Regions from separate parts of the Homo sapiens genome. Here all the other regions are linked to region 3. The links are chromatin contacts, found by Hi-C or POLR2A ChIA-PET in ENCODE. All regions are on one chromosome and are shown on one strand. The core of a region is the stretch at or near the end of the contact, and the rest is flanking DNA. Distances in the headings are between cores, read along the strand shown.

What was found. Hi-C counts contacts between places; a loop is a spot of excess contacts on that map. ChIA-PET counts read pairs that join two places held with the same protein, here RNA polymerase II (POLR2A). Pooled maps may share reads with other maps.
Region 1: a loop to region 3 is called in a pooled map, with 6 times the contacts of the local background. The contact joins two enhancer-like sites. A Hi-C loop is called at or near these places in 9 of 50 pooled maps. POLR2A ChIA-PET finds 5 or more read pairs at or near these places in 4 of 52 experiments (CD4-positive, alpha-beta T cell, Panc1 and activated T-cell).
Region 2: a loop to region 3 is called in a map of sigmoid colon, with 2.3 times the contacts of the local background. The contact joins two enhancer-like sites. A Hi-C loop is called at or near these places in 3 of 168 maps with a recorded cell type or tissue (GM12878, left cardiac atrium and sigmoid colon), 1 of 37 single-sample maps with no recorded cell type and 10 of 50 pooled maps. POLR2A ChIA-PET finds 5 or more read pairs at or near these places in 1 of 52 experiments (activated CD4-positive, alpha-beta T cell).
Region 4: a loop to region 3 is called in a pooled map, with 6 times the contacts of the local background. The contact joins two enhancer-like sites. A Hi-C loop is called at or near these places in 18 of 168 maps with a recorded cell type or tissue (B cell, CD4-positive, alpha-beta T cell, CD4-positive, alpha-beta memory T cell and 12 more), 24 of 37 single-sample maps with no recorded cell type and 29 of 50 pooled maps. POLR2A ChIA-PET finds 5 or more read pairs at or near these places in 1 of 52 experiments (activated naive CD4-positive, alpha-beta T cell).
Region 5: a loop to region 3 is called in a map of K562, with 8 times the contacts of the local background. The contact joins two enhancer-like sites. A Hi-C loop is called at or near these places in 26 of 168 maps with a recorded cell type or tissue (A673, B cell, CD4-positive, alpha-beta T cell and 17 more), 25 of 37 single-sample maps with no recorded cell type and 33 of 50 pooled maps. POLR2A ChIA-PET finds 5 or more read pairs at or near these places in 3 of 52 experiments (Panc1 and activated T-cell).

Annotation. Positions count from the first base shown.
Region 1 is chr9:68,979,207-68,984,345 of GRCh38, forward strand. All of the region lies in intron 14 of PIP5K1B (phosphatidylinositol-4-phosphate 5-kinase type 1 beta), which reads left to right. Among named protein-coding and RNA genes, the nearest start is that of PRKACG, 32 kb to the right of the region's middle. Within about 2 kb of position 1,390, at least 7 of the 41 ENCODE cell types and tissues checked have a DNase peak (open chromatin) inside an H3K27ac peak, as active enhancers do.
Region 2 is chr9:68,892,853-68,897,981 of GRCh38, forward strand. It overlaps PIP5K1B (phosphatidylinositol-4-phosphate 5-kinase type 1 beta), which reads left to right. Exons shown (of 16, transcript NM_003558.4): 8 at 1,487-1,786. Among named protein-coding and RNA genes, the nearest start is that of PABIR1, 120 kb to the left of the region's middle. RefSeq lists an enhancer at 3,297-3,446. Within about 2 kb of position 3,364, at least 4 of the 41 ENCODE cell types and tissues checked have a DNase peak (open chromatin) inside an H3K27ac peak, as active enhancers do; they include GM12878, where a contact is called at or near this core.
Region 3 is chr9:68,574,954-68,579,813 of GRCh38, forward strand. The region is part of intron 2 of TMEM252-DT (TMEM252 divergent transcript); the gene reads left to right. Among named protein-coding and RNA genes, the nearest start is that of LINC01506, 31 kb to the left of the region's middle. Within about 2 kb of position 2,983, at least 2 of the 41 ENCODE cell types and tissues checked have a DNase peak (open chromatin) inside an H3K27ac peak, as active enhancers do; they include GM12878 and OCI-LY7, where a contact is called at or near this core.
Region 4 is chr9:68,931,766-68,936,633 of GRCh38, forward strand. PIP5K1B (phosphatidylinositol-4-phosphate 5-kinase type 1 beta) reads left to right here. Exons shown (of 16, transcript NM_003558.4): 13 at 3,125-3,280. It also overlaps the pseudogene RNU6-820P. Among named protein-coding and RNA genes, the nearest start is that of PRKACG, 80 kb to the right of the region's middle. RefSeq lists an enhancer at 266-1,465. Within about 2 kb of position 1,791, at least 4 of the 41 ENCODE cell types and tissues checked have a DNase peak (open chromatin) inside an H3K27ac peak, as active enhancers do; they include GM12878 and OCI-LY7, where a contact is called at or near this core.
Region 5 is chr9:68,945,513-68,951,095 of GRCh38, forward strand. The region is part of intron 14 of PIP5K1B (phosphatidylinositol-4-phosphate 5-kinase type 1 beta); the gene reads left to right. Among named protein-coding and RNA genes, the nearest start is that of PRKACG, 66 kb to the right of the region's middle. RefSeq lists enhancers at 1,225-1,901, 4,331-4,950, 4,951-5,570. Within about 2 kb of position 4,244, at least 3 of the 41 ENCODE cell types and tissues checked have a DNase peak (open chromatin) inside an H3K27ac peak, as active enhancers do; they include GM12878 and OCI-LY7, where a contact is called at or near this core.

The sequences.
Region 1 (5,139 bases), core at 140-2,639, 400 kb after region 3:
CTCCAGTCAGACCTACGTTCAAATCCAAATGCCACCAGAGGTGAGACAAGATAGTCTTAATACTCAAATGTACAAAATAAATAGCCAGAGACCTCACCTAACAGGGTTCTTTTTAATGAGTAAATGAAATAACATGTGTAATACAGTCATCACAGTATAAACATCACAGTCAACGATGCCTGCTAGCTTTACACCTGTGCTTGTGTGTGTACATGTTGGGGTATGATATTGGAAAGAAAAACAAATCTCATAGCGATATACGGTGAAAAAGGTCCCTGAACTTGGATGAGGGTTCCTCTTTAAAAAGGAGGAACCCTTTTTATATTTATATCCTATCACACACAGAGTCACTCCCCTCAAAGGGAGAGGAGGCCCTCTTCTCACCTCTGAGGCTGCTCATGGCAGGAGCTCAGTCACTGCCAGTTCTCTGAGCCATTGTGGCTTCTGTCCTCACAATGAATAAACCTGGAAACACACTGTTTGAGTCTCTTCCTGCCTATGGGTTCTAAGTGCTGCTGTCTGAGCTGTGCCTGCAGCAGGCTTCCTGCTTCTGGTGCTCACTGCGGGGAGGGGAGCCATCGGTTGATACCAGGAGAGAGCCTGCTGCTCTGCTGCCTTCATTAGAAACAGGCAGTCTCCTTGTCTAAAAATAGCAAAAGTGGGAGAGTGGGGAAGAGCAGCAGCCATGCTCAGGGCTGAAAGTGAGAAAGGCAGAAACAAGCAGATCTCTGAAAGCCTCCTGTATGGTGGCAGGCGGCTAAGCATTCTGGGTGCAGTGACTGTGGTCAAAGCTTTTCTACTTCCCTGGGTCCGTGTTGGGGGGTTTTGTAGATGTGTCCACACACTCAGCCAAGGGCTGAGCATGAAGGAGCCGCTCTGTCCTGGCAGGAGCATGAGATGTGCCACACGCTGATACTGTCCAGGCTGCAGCAGGAGCGCTAGTGCTAGTGCTTGAGAATTTCCACACCCTGTAGTATCCTCACCCACTCCCTGCCCCAACCAAAGGTGAGCTTTTTCCCAGTGGGGCACAAGGTGTTGGTTTGACCATCACTTCAGAAGCGCCTGGGTCACGCTGGAATGGGCTTGCCCTTAAGCAGAGTGTGGCTCTGGTACTAAACAAGTCTTTGCAGCCATTAAGTGAGACCAGGCTGTATTTGTGGGTGTTCTCTGCAGGTAGAGCTTTCCTGTCTACATTTGTTATCAGTTAATGTTCTGGTAGCTAAACTAAGAGCAGAAAAGGAATTCTTTCCAAGGTCTTACGATAAATCTGTCTATGCAAGCAGACCTCATCAAAGCCCCATGAAAACAGGCAGAGTCTCAGAGGTAAGAGTCCTGTTGATACTCCTGTTTGCTTATCCCAAAGAGCTTTACCCTCTCTTGGCCTTTCTTTCTCTTGTACTATCCAAACTGATCCTCTTGCTGGCCTTGTGAGATGGGCTGGGCATCTTTCCCACCCACAGATGAGGAACCAGGAGCTCAGTGTCATAACTTGCCCAGCATTGTAACCAGTAATCAGAGACGCAGAGCTTGTATCAAGGCCTCTGCCCTTCGCCTGGATATTCTCTGAGGTTTCTTCCCCACATGACAGTTTCTGAAGGGCAAAAACCTCCTAACATGAAGCAGCCTAAAATGTGGCATGAATTTAAGCAAACTTAGGGGGCAAAAAAAAGACTCCATTTAACTTTGATTTGGGAAACATTTTTCTTTGCATGACCCAGCAATTATGACTCTGAACCCAGAGAGGGAAATATAACCCTAACTCACTGTTGGCCAGGCAGTATACAATATTTATATAGTCACAATACTATAAACTCTATGTGTCAATTTTCTAATTTTAGAGCCAATCTGTGGACAAAGAGGGAGCAATTTTGTTATAGCTGCAAGATAGGATATAAATATGAACAGCCCTGACAAAGTAGAGATAAAAGTTGTTCGGTGTTTTTTAAGTGTGTCTAATATAAAGTGAGAGGGGAAAGCAGGGACAAAGATGAAATAATGTGGGGAGTTAAAGGATACGGTGTGTGGTTGATGGAATAAAAAAGCTCACTAGGTATGTTATTTACAGTTACAAAATAAAATATAAATAGCAAATGTTGGAAGAAGACACAGGGTAGAAGAGGGTAAATGTCCCTCATAGTGAATCAATGGATGCTACCTTAGGTTAAGAATCTTTTAACCCCTGATTCATCAAAAGACATGAAGGGAATCGCCAGAAAATATTAAAAGAGAAATCCCAAAAAGGGCTGCTGCCCCTAGGGAATGGCGGAGGGTGGGGGTGGGGAGGGCAGGAGGTTGTTGCTTTTCATCAGAAGTCATCTGTGTTGTGTGCTTTATTATGATGTTTATTACTTCGATTAAAACAAATTGAGGCAGTGAGAGAATGACTTTTAAAAGACAAAAACTGTGGATAGTACCATATGTTCCCTCAACAAATGCTCTCATGAGAATTAGCTATAAAACACTCATTAGGTCTGCAAACAGAAATCAGAGTGTTCCAGGCTATAAAATTATCAATGACTGTTTTCAGCAGTCCAGCCAGGCTAATGCTCTCCAATGAAGCCAAACTAATGTTGCTGATAACCAAAAGAATCTTTTTTTTTTTTTCTGTAAATGACAGAGGCCTGTGTGGCATCAGGGTGCCATTAACGTTTTCTCCTAGAGAGACAGCCAGGAAGAAAAATCGCTCCTCCTGTACTGCTCTCACCTGTGAGAAGTTTATGACTTGTTCGGAGAGCAGAGCACAGAGCCCGGGAAGAGTACTGGCAGTTTCTGTGTTTTTACAAGGGAAGAACATAGCTGAGTAGATTAACAGTTTCCTGTGTGGCTTGTTGCAAATTACATGCAATTAGCCCTCAGACAGCCTGAATCGAGAGAATTGTGGCAAAACTTGATGGTGCAGAACCTAGGCAGGCAGCCAGACTCCTAAACCCAGTCACGTAAATTTGCTGCTGTAACTGGATCTTCCCAAGCCACAAGTCTGAGAAATGGTGGGCACTCTGACCTGACCACTAGATTTTCAGGATATTCCTCCTAAGAGAGGTATCCTTGCTTCTAAGTGACCCCTAAAACAGAACCTAGGAAACTCTCAGCCAGATAAATTAGAAATTGATTCTAAATAGGCTTGTGCCCAGGAAATCAACAATGCAGTAAAAATATCAGGACAAAAGCAAGAATACTTCCCAAAGTCAGAACTGAGGAGCAATGAATATTAAATTGATCAATGGCATAGACATTTAAATGAAAATCCTTTTTTTAAATGTATATTACTGGCCAGGCACGGTGGCTCACGCCTGTAATCCCAGCACTCTGGGAGGCTGAGGTGGGTGGATCGCCCAAGGCCAGGAGTTCAAGACCAGCCTGGCCAACATGGTGAAACCCCATCTCTACTAAAAATACAAAAAAAAAAGTAGTTGGGCATGGTGGTGCGCACCTGTAGTCCCAGCTACTTGAGAGGCTGAAGCAGGAGAATCGCTTAAGCCCGGGAGGTGGAGGTTGCAGTGAGCCAAGATTGCACCACTGCACTCAAGCCTGGGTGACAGCGAGACTCCATCTCAAAAAAAAAAAAATTATATTACCTTTACTGCTTGGGGCATCTTCAAGAGAAGACTTTGCTGTAGACTATGGATGCATTTATTTGAATTAGATGACTTATTCTTGCGTTATCTCCTTACTCTTTTGATAATTACATTTCATTATTTTTTAAGCCACAATGGACATGCACATACATACTCCTGCATACAGTTTATAGGTTCTTGAGCCTAGGTAAGACTTTATGTCCTATGTGAAACATTTCTTGATTAGGAAAGTTACACCTTTCTCTTCAGTAGTGCATATAACCTTTACTAATCTCTCTTTGCTAAAAATAATGTGACAGTGTTAAACTGAAATATTTTTAGTATCTGTTTTGGCTGAGGCCCAAAACAAAAGTAAATGTGAGACTATAGCACTTGCAAAGGTCAAAACTGGTTTTTGAATGGCAGAAAATCAGCTCTACAGCCCTCAGCTGACTACCCACCTCCAGCCTTTAAAAGAGGTTATTGAGGCCAAGAAAAGAGTGGCAGTTAGAATGTGATCTTTAGAGAGAACTGTTGATCAGAGGTGTCTGTCCCCACCCAGGGACACTTGGGAGGGCTTGATAAGTGTCCTGTGGAGGATGTGGCTCATGCCTGAGATCCTATGATGGCAGAGCAAGGAGAGTTTGCTGTTTGGAGTTGGCTTCTGCTACTCACTTCCTATCTTTTTTCTGTGTGTGTGTTTTTTTTTTCTCCTTAGCACTTTTGACCAACATAATACATATTTTAAATACTTATCTCATTGTCTGTCTTCTTTAATACTATGTAAGTTCCATCAGGCACAGACTTTTAAAATTTGATCTCTGTATTCTAGGTGCTAGAATCCATTCTAGGTGCAGTGTGCATACATGGATACTCAATAACTATTTGCAGCTGGGAGCAGTAGTAGCTCATGCCTGTAATGGCAGTGCATTACAGGCCTGTGTGGCTTGTTGCAAATTGTGTGCAATTAGCCCTCAGACAGTCTGAATCGAGAGAACTGTGGCAAAACTTAATGGTGCAGCACATCGGCAGGCAGCCAGACTCTTAAACTCTTGGCCTTTGGGATGATAACTTGAGCCCAGGAGTTTGACACCAGCCTTGGCAATATAGGGAGACCTCATCTCTACCAAAAAAATTTTAAAAAGAAACACCAGGCATGGTGGCACATGCCTTTAGTCCCAGCTACTTGGGGGCTGAGGCAGGAGGATCATTTGAGCTCAGGAGTCCAAGGCTGCAGCAAGCCAAGATTGCAACACTGCACTCCAGCCTGGATGACAGAGCAATACCCTGTCTCTAAAAAATACAAATTAAATAACTAAATATTTGCATCCTACATTCATTACCACAAATCACTCCAACAACCCTACTCGTTCTGTATTATTATTCTCATTTTACATATGGGAAACTGGAGCTCTTACTCAGAAGGGTTAAGAAACTTACCCAGTATCACATACAACTAAGTCCAAGAGCCAGAATTGAAAGTCAGATTCATCTGATTCCAAAGCTTATGCTCTGCCTGTTAATGCTTTCTCAGCTCAGGTGCCTGTTTCCTGAAAATGTATTCTCATCCTTTTTTGGGTGCTAG
Region 2 (5,129 bases), core at 2,114-4,613, 320 kb after region 3:
TTGAGGTCAGGAGTTCGAGACCAGCCTGGCCGACATATAGTGAAACCCTGTCTCTACTAAGAATACAAAAATTATCTGGGTGTGGCGGCACACACCTGTAGTCCCAGCTACTTGGGAAGCTGAGGAAGGGGAATCACTTGAACCTGGGAGGCGGAGGTTGCAGTGAGCCAAGATCATGCCACTGCACTCCAGTCTGGGTGACAGAGTAAGACTCCGTCTCTCAAAAAATTAAAAAAAAAAATTTAAGGCAACACATTTATATAACCAAAAATACCAGACACAAAATTAATATAAGCACCTTGAATATTTCTGGAATGAAATAAAGTGAGAGCAGTGGTTTTCTCAAATGTTGAGAATTGGGGGAAGAATCAAGGATAGCAGAGACACTTTTCATTGACTACATGCCGTTTTGTAAACTATTTTAATTTCTTATCTACTTTAAAAGGGAACAAAAGTAGGCATGTATTCCCTATTTTTTTTCTTTTTTTTTTTTTTTTTTGAGACAGAGTCTCGCTCTGTCACCCCGGCTGGAGTGCAGTGGCATGATCTCGGCTTAGTGCAACCTCTGCCTGCCGGGTTAAAGCAATTCTCCTGCCTCAGCCTCCCGAGTAGCTGGGATTACAGGCATGCGCCACCAGGCCAGGCTAATTTTTTAATTTTTAGTAGAGACAGGGTTTCACCATGCTAGCCAGGCTGGTCTCGAACTCCTGACCTCGTGATCCACCCGCCTTGGCCTCCCAAAGTGCTGGGATTACAGGCGTGAGCCACAGTGCCCAGCCTCCCTGTTTTTTTAAATAATAAAAAAGACAACAGACTAGAAGAAACTACCCCATATAGATGAGAGAAATGATAAATATCCAGAGTATATCAAGAATTTCAACAGTGACAAAAACCTGCAGAAAAAAATGAGCAAAATTATCTTTAAGGTGACTAAAAATACATAAGTAATCAATGGCATTCAAATTTTTAAAAACAGGTTTCTATTTTTCACTAATCATGCTTACAAAGATTTTAAAGTTTGGGTACTATTCAGCCCTGGTAAGAGTAATGGGAAAATCTATGTACAGTCTTACATAGTGTGGTTGTAAATTGGTCTGCCATTTTGGAAGACAGTTTTGCAGGAGCTATTAAAATTTTAAATGTTCATCCCTCATACCTTGGCAATTCGTTTTCTCTTTGGCTACCTTAGAGAATAGTCACTCATGGCACCAGTCAATTCCTTGCCTGTTTTTAGTTGGAGCCAATTTGGGACATTATGTCCAATCCAGTCACTTTCACTGCCCTGAGTTTAGAATAATAAAATTGCTGTCCAGTAAGCAGACTTAAGAAATAGATTAGAAACAGCAAAATTTTAGTAATGAACATTAATAAAGATAATCACATCCCATTTTTAATTATTATATCAGCATGAAAACACATCTTTAGTGGAGCATTATTTTGTCAAAATAGAAGATTGTAAATATATTTTTCTTTTTTTGGTTTCTAGAATTTAAACCAGAATCCAAGGACTCTTTTGCCAAAATTTTACGGACTGTATTGTATGCAATCAGGAGGCATTAATATCAGGATTGTGGTGATGAACAACGTTTTGCCACGCTCCATGAGAATGCACTTTACATATGACTTGAAAGGCTCAACGTATAAGCGAAGAGCATCCCGTAAAGAGAGAGAGAAATCCAACCCCACATTTAAGGACTTAGATTTCCTGCAAGACATGCACGAAGGGTTGTATTTTGATACGGAAACATACAACGCGCTTATGAAAACACTTCAGAGAGACTGCCGGGTAAGGAAGTTTGATTGTTGTGATTTCCTTTGAACTCTGTGCTCATGTAAACTGTGGCTGCCACTTATTGAAAGCATAGAAATAAGGAATGTCCAAAGTGGCAGACATGTGGAATCCTATCTTTCCCAATCCTGGCGCTGAGCCATGCTTCCCTGATATTGAAGGAATTGGTAGATGATAAGGGAGTTATCTAGAGTCCTTAACCTACATCTCTGTTGATTTTACTAATAAGCTAAGTCAGCTTTCTTTGATAAAATGAAACAAGAAAGCTTTGTTTTCTTTTCTTTCTCCGCTGTGGGGAAGATAGTTTAACTAGAAAGAAATAGAATTTAGGTTTAATGTGGTGTTGAGTAAGAAAAGCCGTATAGAAATCTTGGAAGAAGTAAGACTCGAACTGGGGAGACAAGTTTAAAGAAAATGTACTTGGGATTAATAATGGCTCCCTAGAGATCAGTGTGGATGCAAAACTATGATATGAGCAGCACGTTTGCTGAAATTATTTTATGTGGTCTGAATAAGAGGTGAGCAGGAATGAAGCTTGCCAATTAGGGCAGACACCATTCCATGCAAACTTAGCTGGAGTGATTGTCCAAAGTGGGGAGGAATTCCCCCAGGCTGCAATGCTTTAAAAAAAAAAAAAAAAAAAAAACTAAGGGAAGATTTTTTCTAACATGGTGAAAAGAGATAAAAATTTTTTTAGAGAAAAGAAAAATGCAGTGCTAATAACTTCTGAAGGATAATAATCATGGGAGAACCGTCCAGCCACTTGGCTAAGTTGGGTAGTGGAGGTGGGCAGAAAGCATGATGGCACAGGCTGTGGTTTTCTGCACTTTCCATGGGCCTGGACGGATGACCCATGTTGTTATAGGGGAGGGGAGACACTTCTCTGCCAGACCCAAACTCACGTGAAGGTGAGGAAGACAGTCTGACACCCCTTCTAAGGTATAAAGTAGGGAATTTCCACTAAGGAACACAGGTCTACTGTTTCTGTTTTTTTTTTTTTTATTTCTTCCTTTCTGCCTGTTATAGCTTGCATGATTGTGCACAAAAATGTGTCCTTAGAATTGTTTTTCTTTATTGACAGAGATGTTACTCCTATTGTTTAGCTACCGTTTATTGAATGCTTACAGTATGCCAGGTTAGTCTAAGGTTTTTTTAATGCATCATTTCACTTAATTCTCTCAGCAATTCTTTGGAGTCAGTACTATTCATACTTCCATTTTAATTGCTGAAGAATTGGGTTCTTAAAGAGATTCAGAAACTTATCCAGCATTACTTACCAAGTCAATGACAGAGCCCACATCTGTTTGGGTACAAAGGCATGTGCTTCTAACAACTAAAACTTAAAGTCTCACTCTGAGGATTTTTTTTTAATTATCTTTTCAGAAGTCAGGGAAGGAGCAGTAGGAACCAAGCAAACAGACGAACAAAAAACGTCCAGCAGATATTCAGATATCTGAGTGGATTTGAGTGATGCATGTTTTTCTATTCAAAAAACGTAAAAACAGAACACACATATTTTAGTAGAAATCTTTTTCCTGTGTTTTTTCTGCCCTTTACAGGATGTGGGTAAAAAGTGACTCTCAATTCCCCAGAGTTTAGTGTCAGCCTCTCCAGTTTTAAGTTTGCTTTCTCTTTTGTGTGCTTCTTGCCTCTTTAGTATGGAAAGCCTTTATCTGCTGCCTTCTAATACCACATGCTTCTCTGCCAGAAAAAAAAAAAAAAGCAAATGTAAAAGAGCCATTGCTCAGGATTTGTCTATTTATTAGTGTTTCCTGAGCTCAGGACTGAGACCGCGAGGTCAAACCAAACTTTTCATCACAAGTGAGACCCTGGAGATTTGCCTTTTTATTTTTTATTCTTTGGCAGGTTTGTTGTTCTAAGGAACATAAAGGTCAAGGTAGAGGTATCCTGAGGCTAACTCCCTCTTACTCACTGCATTTGCAGTTGTACAAGACACAGATCCTGGACATTCTTCAAAATATGTACATCTGCCTTCAGAAAGGCTTCTCTTGGGCTGGTATGGGAGTGTGTAAATGCTGAGCTGTAGGGGAACTCAGCTCCCTTCCCTGATCTGTCCTGACCATGACCAAGTCCTCTGGGATCTGGATTCAACAGCTGGTGCTCTGAGCAGAGCTGCCTCAAGGAAAGCCTATTTCTGGAATGGTGAATATTAATATTTAATAGTCAAGGGCCTCTTAGTAAATCGTATGAATGCTGTGAACTCTCCTCCCCCCAAAAAATGCCCATCCTCGTGATGGATCGTGAATCTCTTGGAGCCCGTTGTTCCTTCCCTTCCTTCTTCCCCAAGGCTCAGAATCCCCTTCCTAGAGTTACCTCTCTCTCTCTTCAGGTCATCCTCTGAAAGGCCAACTCACTGGATGATTGCAATAGGATATGTGGTTGACATCGCCCCAATATTGCCCTTGCTTTGCAGAGCTGAGCCTCAGTGCTGGCTGAGGGGCTGCAGAGACCCAGAGGGTCTGCAAGGTTAGTCTGAGCTGAGGCCAGCACCTATCAATCAGGAATCTCCTCTGCTAAAATTCCTGTGAGACAGTATGGCTAAGGCTCTAGAAACAAACCAGTTAGAGAAATGTATTACTGTATCAGCACCCCAGGCAGAGAAAGGTGAACTAAACCTATATTAGGATATATGCTTCTATTCACTTATCAGCACATATTGCAAGCACACTACATGCCAAGCATGAGGTGCACGACCTTTATTTTTTATCAATTGCCATACAGTCTAGTATGTGCAATGATATTATATTGTGAAGATTAGAGTAGGGAACATTGTAGCTTGCTTTTAAAGGATGAGAAGCTTTCTCCGGATAGGCAAAGCAGTAGAAGCATATTTCTAGGATAAGAGAACAATAGGTATGAAACAATGGGTGTGAAATAGCACAATGTGTTCCGGGAGCTATAGTTGTTTGGTTTTGGGGCAGTTAATAGGGAGAGCATGTGGGGTAGAAGAGGAAAGTGGCCACATAATATGAGAGCCACATATTGTCAGAAGACCCTTTCTGGTGGTGCCAGGGAGCTCTTAAGGACTTAGCAGTAGCAAATCCAAGAATCCCAGACCTTTGGACCCCAGCTTCTTTGTTGTTCCCAGACGGATTTGTTAAGCCTCTTAACCTATGGCTGACCTCCCCCTGCTTCTTGGCGCCCCCACCTCTCCTTTCATATTTTGGCTTGACATCTCAGACCCTGGAATTCTATTTCCTTTAGCATGAGTGCTGGCCGGAAGGGCCAGCTTGACCTAGCTTATTCCCTGCTCCCCATGGACTGCTTCCCTGACTGCCAATCAGAGCTGCCGTTTCTGAGCTCTGCGTCTGAAAAGACC
Region 3 (4,860 bases), core at 1,733-4,232:
AGCGATTCTCCTGCCTCAGCCTCCTGAGTAGCTGGGATTACAGGTGCAGGCCACTACACCTGGCTAATTTCTTTTTTTGGTTTTGGTTTTTTGTTTGTTTGTTTGTTTGTTTGTTTTTTGGCATTTTTAGTAGAGATGAGGTTTCACCATGTTGGCCAGGCTGGTCTCAAACTCCTGACCTCACATGATCCACCCACCTCAGCCTCCCAAGGTGCTGGGATTACAGGCATGAGCCACCGTGCCTGGCCTTGCAAATGTTAAGTTCTAAAAAATTAAATGAATAAGAGTTGAAAAGGAAATCAACATTGTTAAAGCAAAATATACCAGAAACAGTGTTGAGTTGATGTCCCTGGATCATCTTATGTGTATAATCTTTACAACAACTGTGCAAGATGATTGGTTTTACCTCCATTTGTATACATAGAATTTCACAGGGGGGTAAATAATTTCCCAAGATTGCATGGTTCAAAATGGCAAATCTGTCATTTGAATGACTTGGGTTTTCGATCAAAGAGTTTCGAGTCTATAGTTACAATTTACTCACTAATTGGACTTCCACAAATTGCCCTGGGTGAGTTTGTCTGTAAGTATATGTGTTTATACACATGTAATACTTAGTTTGGAAAGTAGGATCAAGTGTTTTTAGATAGTGAGGAAATTAACGCAGAAGACAAGTAACTTGGTTAAGTATTAATTTTCTGGTAGTAGAATCAAGAATGAAAGGATTTTTAATTTTTATGGGTTCATAGCAGGTGTATATGTTTATGGGGTATGAAATACTTGGACACCGGCATGCAATGCATACTCACATCATGGAAAATGAGATACTCATCCACTCAAGCGTTTATCCTCTGTGTTGCAAACAATCCAATGATTCTCTCTCAGTTATTTTAAAATGTACAATTAAACTATTTTGACTATAAAATACTAGGTATTATTCATTCTTTCACACTATTTTTTGTACCCGTTGTGCTATAAAATACTAGGTATTATTCATTCTCTCAAACTACTTTGTGTAACCATTAACCATTACCACCTCCTCCTGACCCCACACTACCAGGAAGGACAGGATTTTTCATAAGGCGATTTTGGAGTTTCAGAAGTCAGAGTTCACAGTAGGTATTGGAGAAGCTACACAGCCATAAACAGTCTTCTAAGGAAAATGGCAAAATGCATACTCTGAATTAAGCTTTAAAAAAATCAGATAGGGCCAGGCACAGTGGCTCGTGCCTGTAATCCTAGCGCTTTGGGAGGCCGAGGCAGGCAGATCACTTGAAGTAAGGAGTTCAAAACTACCCTGGCCAACATGGTGAAACCCCATCTGTACTAAAAATATTTTTTAAAAAATTAGCCAGGTGTGGTGGCAGGTGCCTGTAATCCCAGCTACTTGGGAGGCTGAGGCAGGAGAATTGCTTGAACCTGGGAGGCAGAGGTTGCAGTGAGCCAAGATCATGCCACTGCACTCCAGCCTGGGTGACAAAGCAAGACTCTGTCTCAAAAAAAAAAAAAAAAAAAAATCAGATAGTTATTTAAAAAGTTGCAAATGTTTGGTGTCATGTGAGATGCCTATTGAGGGATGTGCGGGTGGCATCCCTGCCTGAGATCCTCTTCTTTAAGAGCCATGCATATGTACTGGGATCATTTAAAGGAGAAAATCTTCTATTTTTTAAGAGTGTCAGAAGTGAAGATTTCACACCTGCCAACAGAAGGTGCCGTCAAAAAAAGACAGTGGAGATGGAGCTGCTCCTAATGGAAGACTGTCAGACAATGAAACTCACCTCCCATTTCCCGTAGACCTCTGTCTTTGCTAGACAATGGAGGTTGCCAGTTGGTCAATCAAGTAAGCAACCCCTTGCTACTAAGTCAACCAGTCAGTGTTCTATTCCTGCAGGCAAGAGACATCCTGGGTAAAATGCCCATAGCTAGTAACTCATAGGCATTCAATATCTGATTATTTAATTAATACTGCTTTTAGAAATTTAAAAATAATAACTGCGAATGCCAACAGCTTTCGGGCTCTGCAGCAAACCAGTGGAGGCATTTGGGACTTTCTTTTTCAACTGTTCTCATTGGGGCTGAGACTATCATCAAGAAGTACCAAATAAACATATTTTCAAAAATCGATGTTATTTTTAGATTCTTTGGATCCTTGTTTTTGGCATTAGCAGCAGGAAGAAACCTTGTGTTTTGAAACGTTTCTTTTCTAATTGTGCTGTTACACACACAGTTGGACAAAATGTCTGGTTTCCTTTGAGAGAGAACCATCAGCATAAACAAAGATGGTAAAACAGCTTCTTTCTTTTTTGTCATTATTCCTGTTCACTGAAGAGAAAGGATGGTCTACCTCAGAGGTTACACACTGGTGGCCTGTGGTTAGCATTTAGACTGGAGATGTATTTTGTTTGACCAGCACACTGTTAAAGCAAGCAAACAAACAAACAAATGCAATTTAAAAAAGGCAAACAAACCCTGATGTTGAATGCCTTTACAGGAGGTCTGATAGTCATCAGGCTTTTGCAATTTCTGTTTCTTGTATGACTCTTGTAGGTATTTTATTATGCAGCCCTGGGTCTGCGGAGAACAATGTATGCACAGCCAATTGTTTTTCTCTCATAAAGAAGAATACTGATTGAGTGGTGGTAGAGGGTGGTTAAGGGAGTCAGCAGAAACCTGCAGGTAATCTACCTAAAATCGTGACTCCTCCCCCACCGAGTTTCCACCTGCAACTATATTCTTTCTGTAGAAGACTTTGGCTAGACAGGGGTTGGAGTCCACTTTACAGGACAGGCTACTCCCAGGGAGGAGGAGCTGTCACAGGATGGGTCTGTTGTAAGGACATTAATTAGACCATGGTGCTAGGGGATGATGGACGGGGAGGAGCGAAGCTCTGAGCCCACTCCAAGGAAGTTTCTCTTTGGGTCCTTTGATCCTTTGGTTGGTGCAATGAGGTGAGTCTGCACAGGGCCTCTAAAGGGCTCGTTGCTGCAGGCTTCACCAAGCAGGCTTTGTTGGCAACAGGAAATATTCCCCAAGGTCAGAGGCGGTGACTTCATCCACATTTAGAAATCAGAAGGTGAGAATTGACTCAAATGCTTGCGGCTTTCCTACTCAGTTCAATATTTTGGAATATGTACAAAATTTCTTTCTAGAAAGTTCCTCAAACTTTTAGCACACAGAATGGCTCTAATTCGCTACTAATCCATCCTTTTTACCACAGATGTTTACACTCATTTTCTTAGGACCAGAGATTCCATCACATGTTTTTAATCCCCTGCCCCTGACCCCATAACACTCTCCCCAAACGCAGAGCAAGGCAAACCATAGGGCCTAATAAGTGGTTAATGGGTTGAGTTCATTTTCAGTTCCTTTTATTTCACACTTATAGGTTGGGCTATAAAAAGGTCAAACTTCCCTTGGTGATAGCATATTACTACTAGTGGTTGAAGCTCAGAAATAATAATAGTCTGGATTAACTGTACATTTTCAAACCATAGAAACCAGCTCAAGTTTGTGGTCAGGGCTTCTATTTATGCTTCCTTTAAAGAGTGTGACAAGGGTTAGATGAGTTCTGGTCTTAATCCTTTTAATTCAATGTGCACCTGTCCACTGCAAGGACACATGAAGCATACAGACCTTCTGGATTCAAATATGGCAGAAAGGAAATGGCCCGGGCTCCCTTCTGGAACATCACACACTGCAGCATCTCAGCCTTCCAGAGTGCCTTTATTCCATTCTCAACCCTGGGCCCATAGTTGAGAATCAGAATGTACTACTTTTTGTTTCCTTGTTTGTTTTTAAGACTTCAAAACACACAAGATTTTCATAACAATGTCTGTATACCAGGATATTATTTTAGGGTATAATTTCTGTAATAATGTTTGCCAATAGTTGATTGTCTAGACTGGATAAATGGAGTGATATGCGATCATCCCTTGTATTCACATATATTTCTACTACATTACCATCTATGTTGAAGGTCCTTTAACAGAGACATAAGAAAGAAAAGTATTGACTGGGCACGGTGGCTCATACCTGTAATCCCAGCAATTTGGGAGGCCGAGGCAGGTGGATTACCTGAGGTCAGGAGTTTGAGACCAGCCTGACCAACATGGTGAAACTCCATCTCTACTAAAAATACAAAAAAAAAAAATAGCGAAGCGTGGTGGTGGGTGCCTGTAATCCCAGCTACTAGGGAGGCTAACGCAGGAGAATCGCTTGAATCCAGGAGGTGGAGGTTGCGGTGAGCTGAGATTGCACCACTGTACTCTAGCCTGGGCGACAGAGTGAGACTCTATCTCAAAAAAAAAAAAGGATTATTTGAACATTATCACTTCATGTAGGCAAACTTACAAAATTTCTACCAAATAGTCCTACATATTTGAATTAAACACTCTGAATGAAGGTGATTCTGTTTTTAATGTTTACTCCTTCCCCTGGGCCAGTAGGTGATGAGTATCTCTCTGTTCATGAGTGACTGGGGACAGAGCTATCACGTTATTCTGAGTTTTTGAATTTTCATTTATATGTCCATGCCTTCTCTTCGTCATCATGCAGGAGATTTACTGACATAAAAATTATTTTGTAGACTCTTTATTACTGCTGCCGATGTGCCTGCTCCTCACAGAGATATCTAACATTGATCTCTTCTTCCTGCCTCTTCCATGATCACCTTCTCAAGCTGCCTGAGGACCTCCAGGGTCCTAGTTCCTCTTTGGTCACCTCCTTATTAGTGAGGCCTGGGGTTCTCTCGTCCACTTGCATGCTAGGTTCATGACCTTACTGATGACATTTTTCTCTCTCTCATATTACACTTGTAATGCACTGGGTATTCCATTTCTTTAGAAGTTCTGACTCTGGCAA
Region 4 (4,868 bases), core at 541-3,040, 360 kb after region 3:
TGCAAGGCTAGAAATGGACACAGGATACCTACTGCCAGCCATGGTTGAGCCAAAGACAAATCTAGGCGTTTCTGCCACACAAAAGGAAGCAACCAGCCACCCAAACCAGCTCTCAATGTTACCCAGTCAAAAGAGATCCTGAGAATTAAATTTCTGCAAAATCCAAGCTCTTATCTGCTGAGTGAGATCATTCCTTTAAGGAAGAAACTCACCACTTGAGACAAAAGTGAACTCTTTGTTGTGGTGCTATGTGGTCTTGGCAGAGGTTTGTTTTCCGGTCTTCTCTGCTCCTCATTATACGTGATGCTGATAAAGAACAAAGAGTTACTTCTTTTTCCAGTCTTTTGGCCCTCACTCCATGAAATGCCATGAGTATAGGTCTCCTGAGTATCTTTTCCTCATTACACGGCTCTCACCCTGATCGCATTTCCTTGGTACTGCCGAAAACCTTTTGATCATTGCTGTTTCTTCGTTTAGAGAAATAACATTGACCTAAGAACTATGATGTAGAAAAGCAGTTCTCAAACCTTTTGGTCTCAGGGCCACATTACACCCTTAAAAATTATTGAGGACACCAAAGAGCTTTTATTTATGTGGGTGATAGCTATCTATATTTCACATATTAGAAATTAAAATTGAGAAAAATTTAAAAATATTTATTAATTCTTACCAGTTAACAAAAAAAATTGCGTGTTAACATCAGTCAATTTTTAACATAAATAATTACAAAATATAATTATATTTTCCACAAATAATTTAGTGAGAAAAGTGGAATTGTTTTACCTTTTTGTTTGAAATCCTTAACGTCTGGCTTAATAGAAGATAAGTTGGAGTCTCACATCTGCTTCTGAATTCAATATGTGGTGACATCACAGGTCATGTAACATCTAGAAAACTCTACACATATGAGAGAATGAAAGTGAAAAAGGCAAATAATGTCTTATGATGATGATGAAAATAATTTTAACATCACAGATCTTCTGAAAGGGTCTCAGAGACCCCTTAGTTTCCACCCCACATCTGAGATCCTCTGATTTAGAAGTTTTAAAATACAGCTGGGCACAGTGGCTCATGCCTGTAATCCTAGCACTTTGGGAGGCCAAGGCAGGCAGATCACCTGAGGTCAGGAGTTCGAAACCAGCCTGACCAACATGGAGAAACCCCGTCTCTACTAAAAATACAAAATTAGCCAGGCATGGTGGCGCATGCCTGTAATCCCAGCTACTCAGGAAGCTGAGGCAGGAGAATTGCTTGAACCTGGGAGGCGGAGGTTGCAGTGAGCCGAGATTGCGCCATTCTCTCCAGCCTGGGCAACAAGAGCAAAACTCCGTCTCAAAAAAAAAAAAAAGAAGAAGAAGCAGTTTTAAAATACTATATTGAAAGACAGGAGTTTATTGAAGGTCTATAAAAGTTAGCAGATAGAGATGATAGGTTGATAGGTGTAGCAAACCACCTTGGCACATGTATACCTATGTAACAAACCTGCATGTTCAGCACATGTATCCCAGAACTTAAAGAAAAATAAAATAAAATAAAATAAATAAAAGTTAGCAGATAGAATGTTAAGGCAGAGGCCAGTGTGACAATAATGGCTTCTTCCTTGTAAAACAAGTGTAACCACTGTTTGAGAGAGTGGAGAATTAAGGTAAACATAACTTATTTTTTAAACATTCAAAAATTTCTTCCCCTCAAAGAAAAACAAATTCAAGGTTTATCTTTTTCTCCCCTCAGTTTAACCAGAAAACAGAATGCTAAAGAACTAGAAAATGAACCACCTAGAAAGCAACTTAAGAAAAGAAAGACACCTGAAATTCATGCTTGCTAGTTCTGTGACCCTGAGCAAGCCACAATCTTTCTATTCTCAGTTTCTGGGCCTAAAAAAGGGCCTTCCTCTTCCTCATACATGTGGATGGTTTGAGATATGCAATGTGAATGTTGGATTCCAGACTCTAAAGCCCTCCACAAATGTTATTTATTAGGATGATGATATTATTATGATTCTAAGACTGCTCGAGGGACAAATAAACCTTCCCTTCTCTTTAAGTGGAGAGATTGTCCTCCATTCTTCTCTCATTTGTGTGTCCCAAAGTCCTTCTCCAATTAAGTTCTTGCAAGCAGCCTCTGGGAAGGCCCCAGATGAGCTGTGTAATCTAAGCTCTGAGATTCCCAAGGCTAAACACAATTACTCTAATACACTTACTATCAGGCTACCCCTTTATGCAAACTTCTAAAGGAAGAGAGACACTGCCAAAAACATATTCAGGGGAAAACATAAAGAGGCCTCAACTTCCCTCTCCCCCTCCCTCCAAGGAAATTCTCAAGCAATATTAAGCCAAGAAGAATTATTGCAGCAAATAGTGAATGTAAATAAGGATGGCCTTGCTGCCGCTTAAGCAGCTTCCATGGACGTGTCCTCCATGAAGTCCCAGGCTTCAGCAAGCATGATTGATGGTGAAGTACATTTTCATTAGTTCAGGTTCCCAACACACTTCTGAAGTTGTAGACTGCTGTTTAGACAAAGATTGGAAGTGAATTATACGTCTGACATAAAACCATGACCTAGAAAAGAGCTAAAGGGTAGGAAATGTCAGTGGAAAGTCACAGAAAGAAAAAAGCAACCAGAAGTAACTTGGCTAAATTGGGCAACATGAGTAGAAGATTAAACATTGGCATGTTTAGAAATTCCCAGTCCCAAGTTAATAAAACCAGGGTCGTGAGAATTCTCTATACTTTACCATCTGTGCTTATCAACTCACCCATCCTCCTCCCAGCACTAGAAAAACATTGTTTGGAGAGGGGGGAATGATTCTTTAGCAATAAAACATTTGAATTTTACCTCAAGTAAGACTTTATTGCAAAATCTGGAGAGAAATTTTAACTTTTAATTTGCTCTAGGAAATTCTGATTTAAGTCAAGTCATTTTGGACAAATAATATAGCCAATTCATCGTATTCATCAGATGAAACAAGTTCATCTCCCTTTCCATATATATAAAATAAGCGTCTTGTCTTCTATTCAAATAATAACTAAAATGTTAATAAATAATAAAATATTCACTTTTAAATAAAATAGTAATGTGATTTTACAGTAAATATCTGTATTTGTCCTTTTCCTTTCTGTCTAGCTTTGAAGGCTTCACCGTCTAAGAAACGGTGCAATTCAATCGCCGCCCTAAAGGCCACTTCACAGGAGATTGTGTCCTCAATTAGCCAGGAATGGAAGGATGAGAAGCGGGATTTGCTGACTGAAGGACAAAGTTTTAGCAGCCTTGATGAAGAAGGTAAAGATATGTAACTTTTTTAAAAAGACAAACGTTCTTGTGATTTATTTATACAAGTAAATTTGCAGAAGAAAAATTTAAAAATACCTGCTCTAAGAAATAAAATATATTAATTAAGTTTTTAAAGGATAGCTGCAGTGGCCGGGCGCAGTGGCTCATGCCTGTAATCCTTACACTTTGGGAGGCCTAGGTGGGTGGATCACTTGAGGTCAGGAGTTCGAAACCAGCCTGGCCAACATGGCGAAACCCTGTCTCTACTGAAAATACAAAAAATTAGTCAGGCGTGATAGCGGGCGCCTGTAATCCCAGCTACTTGGGAAGCTGAGGCATGAGAATCACTTGAACCCAGGAGGCGGAGGCTGCAATGAGCTGAGATTGCACCATTGCATTCCAGCCTGGGCAACAGAGCAAGACTCTGTCCCAAATAAATAAATAAATAAATAGGATAGCTACAGTAAGATGCAGTTCATGCACATTTTAACTACCACATAAAAAATACAATTTATGGTTTACGATAAAAATTAGACAATACTAATTCAAAAAGAAAAATGTCTGCTTCCACTACCTGATGGTAACAAATACTAACATTTTGTTGCTTTTACTTCTAGACCTTATTCTGTACATGTACACATACACATATGCACGAGTACACATACACACACATACACTCAATGTAACAATAAGTTGTCTCTTCATTTAGGTCTTCTTTAATGATTTATTTTTTGGTACCCACTGGTAATACTCAGGAGGTACTACACGTTCTTTACTTTGAAAGCTTCATAACCATGAGCAGGTACCAAGAGAAGGAAAGAAAAGAGGCAGAAAGGAAAAATATGGAACGTTTCACAAATTTGCATGTCATCCTTGCACAGGGGCCATGCTAATCTTCTCTGTATCGTTCCAATTTTAGTATATGTGCTGCCAAAGTGAGCGCTTTAATGAATTTCAATAAAGTTTTATAATATTTTTCTTGTGTGGCTTGTACATATACCTTTTGTTAGATTTATTTCTTGGATAAATGCAGAGATATTGATATAGATTTTTTTCTGGATTTTTAAAAACAGTATCTTTTTTAAGAATTGAGTTTTCTGGCCATTTGTTGCTATTGCATAGACTTCACACCCTTTTTGTCTTTTTTTCTTTCTTAACTTGCTGGTTAGGACTTCTTGTACAATGATAAATAGAAGTGGTGATTGTAGACAGCCTTGCTTTGTCCTGATTTTAAAGGGAGTACTTCTAATGTTTCACTGTTGAAAAAGAAGTTTGCTGTATTTGATACCCATAATCAAGTCAAGGAAGTTCCTTTTTTTATTCCTACTTTGCTAAAAGTTTTTTTTTTAATTAATCAGGAAGGAGTACTGAATTTTATCAAATACTTTATCTGCCAAGTTAATCATTTGTTTTTTCCCTTCTAATCAAATATGGGAGAATGACATTTTAGATTTTTCTATTAGTATATTCTTTGGAGAATCTCAGCATTTCCTGAAAATGTCTTCTACTTTCTACAGAAGTTAAGACCTCTTCTAGGGGTTTTCTTTTCCTCAGAGTCTTTAAGATGTGGTGTTATTTCTATTCCTTCTTCAGCAGC
Region 5 (5,583 bases), core at 2,994-5,493, 370 kb after region 3:
AAAACAGCATTGCAAAGGCAACTTTTCTATCATAATATTAGTCCTACTTCAAACCACCAATAATAATCGAATACAATAGCAGCTAATTATTGGACCTTATTAAGGGCCATGTTAAGCCCTTTATACATATCAAGTGATTTAATTCTCACAGCAATTCTGTAAAGTTATTATATTTACGGTCTCCATCTTACACATGAGGAAATTGATGCTTAGCAACATGAGGTAACTTTCTCAAGACCACATGGCTAAAAAGTGGAGGCATGACTTCCAGCTACAGCACTGATATAGAATATACAGTTTCAGATGATAAGTTTTAGATGATGCTTTTAATGGAAATTTGGTGACATCCATACAAGTTCTCGTCTTCATCTTTTTGCCTTTTCTTTTTCCATGGGATTTTGAGTGAGGATTTTCATCTTCAAAGATGTTAGAGACAGAATGTTCAAACACTTTAAAAATTTAACATTAATTTAAATTTATAAGAAACCTAAAATAGCTATTTCCTCAAGTTGTTATTTCCAACTCTCCAGGTGGACTCCAAATCACTACGTAATCATCGAGAAAAGACTTTTATTAGATATGTTCCTGCTGGGTTTAGAAAATCCTATATCTTCTGTTGATACAGCAAGGTCAGCAGGAATCTTTAATATTTACAAAATGAAAGGAGAACAGCTAGTTGCAAAAACTTCCTAGTGATTCCATTCCCCTAACCCTAATCTCAAGGGAAAGACAGCACAACTGTGTTACCTGCTGTGAACTTTGCAGCTACCTGCCATACCTAGACACCAGTCTAGGGCTACACAGCCCCTAGTAGGATGATGCACTCGTTGATGCTAAACATTGAAGACGACCTCTCCAGACTCTTTGTTCTTTTATGGTTTTTTGTTTTTTGTTTTTTTTTTGAGACAGAGTCTCTGTCACCCAGGCTGGAGTACAGTGGCGTGATCTCAGTTCACTGCAACCTCCACCTCCCGGGTTCAAGCAATTCCCCTACCTCAGCCTCCCGAGTAGCTGGGACTACAGGTGCGTGCCACCACGCCCGGCTAATTTTTTTTTAGTAGAGACGGGGTTTGGGGTTTCAACGTGTTAGCCAGGATGGTCTCGATCTCCTGACCTCTTGGTCTGCCCGCCTCAGCCTCCAAAAGTGCTGGGATTACAGGCATGAGCCACCACGCCCAGCCTGTTCTTTTATGTTTCTTAATCTGCTGACTCCTGCCTTGCAAACAGACCTTCCTACCCCCACCACCTCAGATGGTGGTGGGTAAAGATGCTCATGCGTCTTGCTAAATCATCCCTTAGGACATTAGCTCTCAAACTGCCACTTCTAGTGATCTAACATTGGGCAAGTTACTTGCTCGTCATGTGCCTCAGTTTCCTCATTTGTAAAGTGTGAATTACTATACTACTGCCCCCAGAGTTGTTATAAAGATTAAATGAAATAACAATTAGAAAGCATTTATACCTTGTGGCACATAGTAAGCCCCATAAAACATTTGTTGAAATAAAATAACCAAGTGATTTGAGACACTAATACCTTGCAGCTGCCGCATAAGTCTCACTGTAAAGGGCATGATGTTTTTGACAAAAAGCCATCATGGAGTGCTTTGTTAGAGTCCTTTCAGGAAATGGAAAACACACTTGGAATTTCAAAGGGAATTGGTTACAGAATGTGGGGAGGCTGGAAGACTGAAGGGGGAAATTCCAGAAACTCAGGTAAATAACTGCAGGAGGCAGCTCCCACCATGAGCTCTGCCACGATACCTGCTGCCGCCTTGGAGAAGGGACAGTGGCGGAGGATGCTACCTGAAGAGCTGGGATAGTGCAAGAACATAGCCACCTCCAGAGACACTGCCCTGAAATGGAAGAAAGATAAATGAGAGCAGAAAGCCAGCAGCTTCTGTCCTCCTGCCACCTTCTCATCCAACTCCTGCAATGCCTTGACTGACAGGACCTAGTCAAGAGGCCTATGGGATATCGTTTGCAACTCTGGGCCCCAGCATTGCAAAGTAGAGTTGAGATAGGATAAAAACAACCACAACACATGGAGCAAAAGCTAGATAGACACAGGATCTTTTTTAAAAGAGAGAGAGAGGAAAGGGTCAAAGCTTTACAAAGGTAGTGTGAGTGCAAGAACAGGAATCAATTTAGGCTTTTATAGAAGTAATCATGGAACCAATTTATTCTCATGCCATTGTAATAGTACTATGTAAAGTAGCCATAAATTTTTTAATGATCTGTGCAATTAGAGACTCCAGTATTTACCAATAAGTCTGTCTGACAATCAGTAATGCATTCCCTGGTACTGTGCTGGTTGTAAATACTCATAGAAATGTCTTAGCTAATTCTAGACACATGGGATAGATCTTTAGTTTGAGAATTCCTCAAAGAGGCTTGTAAGCTTGAGGAACCCAAGTGAGACTCCCTCTGATAAGGCAGGTGACACAGTTTGGGAGCAGATAGCCATCACCCATGCCCTTACAAAACATTTCTGCTTTATTACCAATACATCATTTGTGAACCCACCACCCCTGCAACATCTTATCTGAATCTTTCTTAGTCTGGAGCAAACACAGAATGAGGGGAAAATGTGGTCACATTCTTTCATTCTTAGTAAAGAAAGGATTTAGTCACCTTTTCCCAAGTGTCAAGAAATGAAGTCATCAAGCAAATGATACCACATGTTTAGAGAAGCAAAAACCTTCCTTATTCTTCAGTCTCTTGAAAGAAGGATATTCCATTTTAAAAATCAAAACCATTATAGCATTACCAGTGAACCTGAGTGGTGTCACATCTCTCTCCAGTTGTGGCTGAGGCACATGCTGAAAAAGTTGGAACCTGGCTGCGAGTGATGGCTCATGCCTCTAATCCCAGCACTGTGGGAGGTGAGGCAGGAAGATCTCTTGAGCCCAGGAGTTCGAGACCAACCTGGGCAGCTTAGCAAGACCTCATTTCTACAACAACAACAGCAACAACAACAAAAAACACATCTGAGCATGGTGGCACGTGCCTGTAGTCCCAGCTACTTGGGAGGCTAAGATGGGAGGATTGCTTGAATCCAGGAGTTCCAGGTTTCAGTGAGCTGTGATCATGCCACTGCACTCCAGCCTGGGCAACAGAGGCGAGACCTTGCCTCAAAAAAAAAAAGGAACCTGCAGAAGTTTTATAATATGCCTGTTAGTTTAGTTTTTCCTCCCCACCCCCAGAAAAAAAAAAAATAGAAGAAAAAACATGGATTTACATCACATTAGTCTGCACCTGGATTTTGCCAGATGTCTTTTTTCCTTTTTGACAAATTATAGAATTACTTCTGAAGTGATTAGCTTTTCAAATGATCCCTCATATATTTCTGCCAGGGCAGGAAATTGAAGTGAATTTTTCAGATATCTGACATTATATGAAGAATAATTTAGGATTCAGCATTAATTCAAAGAACATTCACATTTTTTGAGGAATTCATGTGAGATAATATTTCTGGGTACTTTTTGTGTGTTACTAAGATTTTTAAATCGATTTAGTTTATGGATAAATCATATTGCCAAAAAAAGTGGGAAAACTGTTGGCCAATTTTTGAATATTTTAACTGACAAAAAAAAAAAGACTTCTTTATCCATTCTTTGCCTCTTAATTCTGGAACTAAAACACTACATCTTTATTTCCCTTGACTTAAAACACTAGTGCTATGTCTCTGGAAGAATGGTTTGCTGGTAGTGGATGTACCTTTGTAGACACTCTTCAATTCTCTGCCCTCCTTCGTGGAGCCTCTAGAGAAATGCTTCTCAGTGTGACTAGCTCCTACATCAGGGTACCTACCTCTAGAAATGGAGCCCTGAAGTCTGCATTTTGGCAAGCTCCTTAAGAAATTCTTACCCACACTAGGATATAAAAGTTCTTTGGAAATAAACTCTTCTCCCCTCTCTGTTCTTTCTGAGTAGTGAAACAGCACCTGTCTGTGGTTCAGCTGAGACACAGCTGGACTCTCTGAAGAAATTAAGAGGACATAACATGTAATGCCAGAAATATAAAACCATAGCAAAGTGGATATGTTTTCAGATTCTAGTAAGGAGAACAGGACCTCAGTTCCTTTCTCATACTTCAGACATGCCTGGACAGGCCCTAAGCAAAAGTGACTTTTTGCCTTAAAGGTGTTAAAAGAAAAAGTTCAGCTGAATTAAATTGAAAGGAGTTTACTTGAGCAGTGAACAATATGTGAATCGGGCAGCCCCCAGAATCATATAGCAGATTCAGAGAGACTCCAGCGCCGACACGTGGTGGAAGAAGATTTATGGACGGCAAAAGGAAAGTGGCGTGCAGAAAACCGAAGTGAGGCACAGAAACTACTGGCTTGGTCAGAGCTCGGCGTTTGCCTTATTTGAACACGGTCCGAACAGTTGGCTACATCTGATTGGCCAAGACTCAGTGGTTGGCACAAATGTAAACTATGGTTGGTTTACACTTCCGCTTGTTGTATAGTTATCGATGTACAGAAAAACCTTTAGGCCAAACTTAAATATGTAAGGAGGCAGCTTTAGGCTAAACTTCATTTAACAAAGGTATTTTAGGTTAGCAACACCTCTGGGAAATGCTTCAGCCAGCCCCAAACCTGCTTCCCAGTGTGGTTCCTCTGACCTGAAGCCAACATACATTTCTGCCCAGCAGCTATTCGTGACCTCCCTGAGTCTACAGAGATCCTTGGTTCTGTAGTCAAGCAGGGTAATTCTCTTTCAGATTCCTTGGCCTCCACTGACTCCCCCTCTTTGCTTAAAGGTCAGTTTGGTCCTTCTGAGCCTTGAGAGTCCCCCTCTCCACCCTGACCATTTCACTCTGCTGTTTGCTTTGTCCACGTGACAGTTGCACTCTTGGGTGAAGCTGGCCTTATGCAAATTTCGTCTCACCCTAGAGAGCCCCTGGCCAGCAGCCTCACACAGGGCAGCACCCTTCCCAGGAGCTTGTCCATACCCATTCAGCTGCCTTCCCTGCCATGGCCTCTCTTCGAGACGTTTCCCTTTGGCCCAACCACTGTATTTCCATTTGCCTTCTGAGCCTAGCTCTTGTGTTGTGTACAAAGTAGTGTTCCCTGTGTGGGCCTGGGATCTGTAACAGGTGAACTTCCAGGTTCATGTTACCAGTTCTGGCCATGTCTCCTCCACCCAGAGGTCCTCTAGCTGGGGGGTCTGCAAGAATCCCAAGATTCATTTTTGTTTCTCTGATATGCTTCAAACATACAGGAAGAGTAACAAACAATTTCTTCCAAGGCAAGTAGAAAGTTGGTCCCGACATCCTCTGTTTAATCCTTCTGTTACCTGTGGAGTCATCACCACAGTAGTGAGCCTTATCTCCTGTAATTTAAATGACTTGTTGATTTGGGAGGGAAGGAATTTCACTGGGGAAGTCCACTAACATAAACCTGCTGCTGAGGACTCATTCACTTCACAGCACCAAGCTGGCCCAGCCTCCCCACAGACAGACCAAACGCCTCTACCACAACCTGCCTTTGCATTTAGTTCATGATAGTTATGGGTGCAGGAGAATTAGGTAAGTGTAAGGAGGGAACTAGGAGACAATGTTAAACTCTCCATTCAGAAT